2 separate regions of the Homo sapiens genome follow, and region 2 is linked to region 1. A link is an interaction called in ENCODE POLR2A ChIA-PET data of the cell type or tissue named here. Cell type or tissue: GM12878. All regions are shown on one strand. Each heading gives the region's core, and the rest is flanking DNA. Links, peaks and the distances in the headings are about the cores only. Region 1 overlaps FNIP2 (folliculin interacting protein 2). Region 2 has its middle 14 kb from the start of SPMIP2.

Region 1 (2,918 bases), core at 181-2,680:
TCTCACGACCAAGAGCACAAGGACAAGACAACATCTGTATTGTTACAAAATGAGGCTGAGAGTAATAAGGGTAGGGATGAGAATCTAATGACTATGTGTAAAACCAGGGCTTGGCTCACAGTGTCAGCTTTCATTATTGTTATTATAGCATGCTGCTTTCCAGGATGAGGTGCTTTTCTGTGGATATTTTTGATTGTTACAACTTGGGGCGGGAGGTGGGAGGGGCAGTTCTACTGGCATCTAGTAAATGGAGGCCAAGGATGCCACTCAATATCCATTAATGCGTAAGAGAGCTCTTCCCACACCCCACAACAACTCAACCAACAAAGAATTACCTGGTCAACAGTGCTGAGGTTAAGAAATCCTGCTCTAGGGTGAACAGCCACTGTGGAATGGGAGAACACAGTTGGCTTATACTGCTTTAAGAGTGTAGCACAAAGCTGCCAGTAGGGGAAAAAAGAGAGGAAGGTCGTGGGTCTACAATTAGAATCCAGGGACCAACTTCCTATTCCTCATCTGCCCAAAGACAACCTATGAATTACTGGGTGAGAGAGCCGGTATAAACTACAAATTCTAGCATTTTTTTCCTATTCCATCCCATATATTCTCTGAATAGTCAAATTAGGTACTAACCCAGCTGTGCCCAAAGAGGATTATACGGATGTGTTTTGGCCAGCATGTTCACTGACTGGGAGGTACGTTTCTCTGAGAAGGCTTTGATGGGAGGGTGATCCACAGGCATGACAGTTGGGACCCAGGCCAGGTGGTAGGTTAACACCGCAGTCAGTAAGGCAGCAAAAAACCTTGGAGAAATGGAAAAAGATACAACCAACTTAGTCAATACAGAAAGAGGCACATCCTATGCAGTACACACATTGGCCATGAGATTTGCATACAAGTCTCCAGAGAGTTGAAGCTTACTGGTTTTTATTTATCTGTTCTATCAGAAGTGTAAACTCCTTGAGAAAGCGCTGGCAGAGCTGGTTTTTTTCCAAAGTGCCGGACATCATAGTAAGCCATACAGGTTCAGCTATCCTTGGAACAGAATATAAGTTCCAGATAGTTCCTCTATAGAACAGAAAGAGAGGGAAACACAAAAGTGTCAGAAATACTATTTTGGATAATCTTGGTGTAAAAGAATAAAGGAGAAAACAACTTGAATCTATGTAGTCCTTAAAAGATTCAAGCTCCACACATAACAGGGGTTGCACACTATGGCCCACGGGCCAAATCTGACTGCCACCTTTTTTTGTAAATAAAAAGTTTTACTGGGTCACAGCCGTGCTCATTTATTTACTTATTTATTGTCTATGGCTGCTTCTGTGGGACAACGGCTAAGTTCAGTTGCTACTACAGAGACTCTACAGAAACTGAAAGTACAGAACTAGAAAGCCTCACTTTCAGCTTCTTGACCTTTGAAAAATAGACACCTCATTAAAGTAGGACCCAGATTCTCAGCCGGGCGTGGTGGCTCATACCTGTAATCCCAGCACTTTGGGAGGCCAAGGTGGTGGATTACAAGGTCAAGAGATAGAGAACATTCTGGCCAATATGGTGAAACCCCGTCTCTACTAAAAATACAAAAATTAGCTGGGCATGGTGGCGCGCGCCTGTAAACCCAGCTACTCGGGAGGCTGAGGCAGGAGAATCGCTTGAACCCAGGAGGTGAAGGTTGCAGCGAGCCGAGATCGCACCACTGCACTCCATCCTGGTGACAGAGCGAGACTCAGTCTAAAAAAAAAAAAAAAAAAAAAAGTGGGACCCAGATTCTCAAGCGCAAGCCAGTGAGCGTCCAGTCTGACCACAGCAGAGCAACAGGCAAATCTCCAGTGCTTTCCCAAAAACTATGGAAGGTTTACTAATCATCAGACTGCCATCAAAGAGCACAACTTTATGTCATTCTCAAATATATGACTTAAGTCTTAGCAATCACCAGATAATAAGTAACATGTTACTTGAGTACTTTAACACATAATCCACAGTAAAAAAAAGGCTTGCGATTTTGCTCCAGGTAGCATTACTGAGTTCATCAGCATATACTTTAAGCATCATAAAAGTGTTCTAACATTCAAAGGATTATAAATTTTTTTTTTATCCTTCCTCTATGGAATAACAGTTTGACTCATTCGCTCATGACTGCTTTGGAGTGGGATTCCATTCCCTATCAAGAAAGTGGCTCTAAATGGTGCAACAATCCCAACTCAGCATGATCAGAGAGGATCCCACCTGCTACCCAACACAATTTACCTTTCCACACAGATACTAGGAGCAAGGACTCTAGACACCAGTTTCCAGAGGACACTTGGTGTAAACTAGGACTGTCCTGGCAAACTGGAATGTATGTCTTCCCGACATGCATAACCTCTCCATCTGTGCTTTGAATAAGCATCCCTGAACTCAAGTTTCCACATCTGTAAAATGGGGTTAGTAGTGCTTAGGGCTTTTGTGAGGCTGACATAAGATAATGAATAGACTGGTGAGAGATACCTGAACATTAGTTTTCCCCATTCATCCTGTTAAAAACAATCCTATCAGGGACTGTCGGTTGAGCAATAGTGAGGATTACTCAGCGGTAAATTATTTAAATTTTTTGCTTCATTTGTTCTGTTTCCATCTTGAAGGGCGGAACCACAAAAGTGAGGAATAACTGCCAGGCCCCCAATTCTTCCAAGTCACAGTTTATCTTTATCCATGGCTGCTCATAAACATCTCCTGTTGGATTTGCCAAACTTTGCCACTTTACCTGAATTCTCCCAGAGCTTCCATCAAACGGCTGACATAAAACTGGACTCGGAGACTTGATTCTGCTATTTTCCTACAGGAGATCATAGCCTTTATTGAAGAGAAAGCAAGTCAAATTACTGAGAAGAAATTTTATAACTTATCTACTGGGCTGTATTAATAAAAAAAATTATGTA
Region 2 (2,918 bases), core at 301-2,800, 190 kb before region 1:
GCCTGGCTATCTTAACATTTTAAACAATAAAATGCTGTTTACATTTATCCAATCTTAAGGCTCTCTGAGTCTGGGCTGTTACTGGATATGGTGATCCTTACTCCTAACCCATCCCCCTTTCTTCCCCCTCCCTTCTTTTTATATTATACTCACACTATCATGAATTGCAGACATATTTATTAAAAATGCTATCACACCTCCCTTTCCATTCTTTTCCCTTTCAATACAGCAGGCCTGTCCTCAAGTTAGGGAGTCACACCTGTCCACTTCTCAAGCCTGACAGTAGTTATCAGGAAGCACATTTCAAAAAAAAAAAAAAAAAAATACAGTGGTGGCAGTACCACCCAGTGAGAAGAATGAATTCCAAATGCTGTCAAAATAAAGACTGGTTTGATTAATGCCAGCATTCACTTTATTTTCATGGCTTCCCCTGCAGGGTCAAAAAGAGCAGCCCAGGGCCAGAGAATATGTGTTGACACTAACGGGCACCTTTTAGCAATGCACATTTTTAAAAGTAACGTCTAAGTTACTTGACATGTTATCAAGAGATTGCCTTATATCTATCAAGAAGCTTTAAGGCTCATTTTCTACCAAGACATCTCCAGTACCAAATTTTTTTCTCTCTTCTGTGACAGCTACAATATCAGTGATGTAATGCAGTATATATTTGAGCTCTCTATGACATCTGTGGAAGTCAAACCCTATTTTCCAGACAGACACAAAAATCATATGGGTTTTAATTCATTTTAAGTGGATTCTAACCTTGTATAAAAAAATTGAGAACAGGTGATCAATATTCTTAACGAATCATAAAAATTCAGAACATTCTAAAGAATAAATACCTTTAAGAAAAGTTGATGGAAAATCCTAAGCTGAAATCAAACAAGTGATTGTATTTAAAATCACTTGATTTGCCAAAATAGCTAGAAGAGAAGCTTTGGAATATTTCCAAGAAATGACAAGTGTTTGAGGTGAGGGATATCCTAAATGCCCTGATTTGATCATTACACGTTGTCTGCGTATATCAAAAGAAGCACCCCAAAAATATATACTACTATTATGTATCAATAAGAATTTTTTAAAAAAATCACTTGGTTTGCATTCTATCCCTTAATCAATCTTTGCGAATCTTGATCTCATCTATATGTTTCAGACTATTTTCTTACATCTTCTCAACCATTTTCAAAGCTATTGTGGTGCTTTTAGGAAACCAGTAAAACAATTCTTAACAATTCTTAGACTTGTGTGCAGCGAAAGAACAGAAAAATACGAGAGCTTACTTGGTCCAGCTGGACCTTCTTGTTTACTTAAATAAAAATAATAAGCTAATCTGTGTTGAAGATAGAATCCACTGAAATGTCACAAACTGACGTTGCTTTATCTTTCTCGACAGTGTTTTCTCAGAAATCCCTGCCATCTTTTTGTCAATTTACAATAGAGAATTCTTTTATTTTCTTTCTATGAAAATCAGAATTGGTAATATTTAATAAATATAATAAATGCACCTGACATAACCTTAACATTTGACATCTATATTTTAAGTCATTCAAATTACATTATGTCAACTAAAAGCCCACGTTTTATACTCCGATTCAAAAAAAATTTTAACTTTATATCATTTAGTAAATTATCTCAGGTTTTAAAAAATAATAATTATTAAGCCTAGGATGGTGTCGCATATCTGTAATGCCAGCTAAGTCTGGAGGCTGAGGCAGGAGGATCACTTGAGCCTAGAAGTTAGAGTCCAACCTGGGCAACATAGGGACACTCTCTCAAAAAAAAAAAAAAAAAAAAAAAGTGGAAGGGGAGAGAAAAAATTATTAGTTATCATTGTAAACAAATTTCTTTGACAATATCATCCTTTGCAAACTGATAGGCATTTTCAATTCGGGATCCTTGTGTATATTGAATGTGGGAGGAAAAACCGTGCAAAGCGTCCCCTCCCCCTGCTTCTGGTCCAAGATTTTCTTGTGGCTCGGTGGCTCTAGGTTACGTCCATGTGGCTCTGAGCCAAGAGAAATGCCTATGGAAAGGCTGTTCTCAACAGAGGGCTGTCTGCCTTTGTGAAAGACGAGAAGACAAAGCCTAATACAGTGCAACTTCTTTAGAACATTTTCCAGGGAACTGAACATTTTGAATGTTGTACGTGGGAAAACATGCGCCGTGAGAGCAGCACAATGACGGCATTTCACTGTACTTGCACTTGCCAGGCATTCCAGCGCGCCCTGCCTACGAGGCTAACAAATGGGCTTCAACAGGAGATAGCACAGGCTCGGGAAAGCTCTCCTACCCCACCCCCTTTTGTGCTTACACAAAACGGTCAATTATGTCCTTCTGAAACAGAGGCCAGGTCTGTTCTCAAATACCATGCTTTGGAGGAGGTATGATTACTTAAGCGAGTTCAGGTGGCCTAGAGAAAGGCAAAAAGGCAAAACAGTACCTTTACAGACTGCAAAACATCGCTAAAAGCATGAACAATCATCTCTGAAGGAAGGTAAGCACACCAGCACGCGGTAAGCATCCTCATCTCTAAAGACTGGGAGCAGGAGCTCTTTTATTTTCCCTCTTTGTGCTTTCTCTATTACATGCCATTCTGTTACATGCTATCATATCATGGTTCACATATTTGAAACCCCGTCTTCTTATTCATTTAGATTTATTTCAGATTATACAGAATCTCAGGCCACTGAGGAGCAGGTAGTGGGGCAGGCCATTCTCTTTGTCTTTCTTCCATTGTGCTGTGTAGACCCAGAGGCAGGGCTCTCCATAGAACTGGGATTGGGCAACCTCACTGTCAACTACTGGCTCCAGCCTAGTTACTTTTCTGCAGAGCTTGTTTGGTACAGCGCAGGAAATACTACTTCGCTGGGGTTTTCAGTTATCTAAGAGCATCTTGGTATTTTTCAGATTACCAAGAA

The links. Peaks named below come from ENCODE experiments on the same cell type or tissue, not always from the same donor. Only the 100,000 strongest peaks of a DNase experiment are listed, where the experiment ranks them.
Region 2: POLR2A ChIA-PET joins it to region 1 with 9 read pairs; 3 of 35 experiments call an interaction of 5 or more read pairs at or near these places.

Annotation. Positions count from the first base shown.
Region 1 is chr4:158,859,492-158,862,409 of GRCh38, reverse strand. It overlaps FNIP2 (folliculin interacting protein 2), which reads right to left. Exons shown (of 17, transcript NM_020840.3): 10 at 2,744-2,832; 11 at 922-1,068; 12 at 634-803. Among named protein-coding and RNA genes, the nearest start is that of FNIP2, 92 kb to the right of the region's middle. In GM12878, for the core only: no CTCF peak of the experiment used is centred there; a DNase peak (open chromatin) is centred at 1,368; H3K27ac peaks cover 1,067 bases.
Region 2 is chr4:159,047,611-159,050,528 of GRCh38, reverse strand. It overlaps a transcript of SPMIP2 not described here. Among named protein-coding and RNA genes, the nearest start is that of SPMIP2, 14 kb to the right of the region's middle. In GM12878, for the core only: no CTCF peak of the experiment used is centred there; no DNase peak of the experiment used is centred there.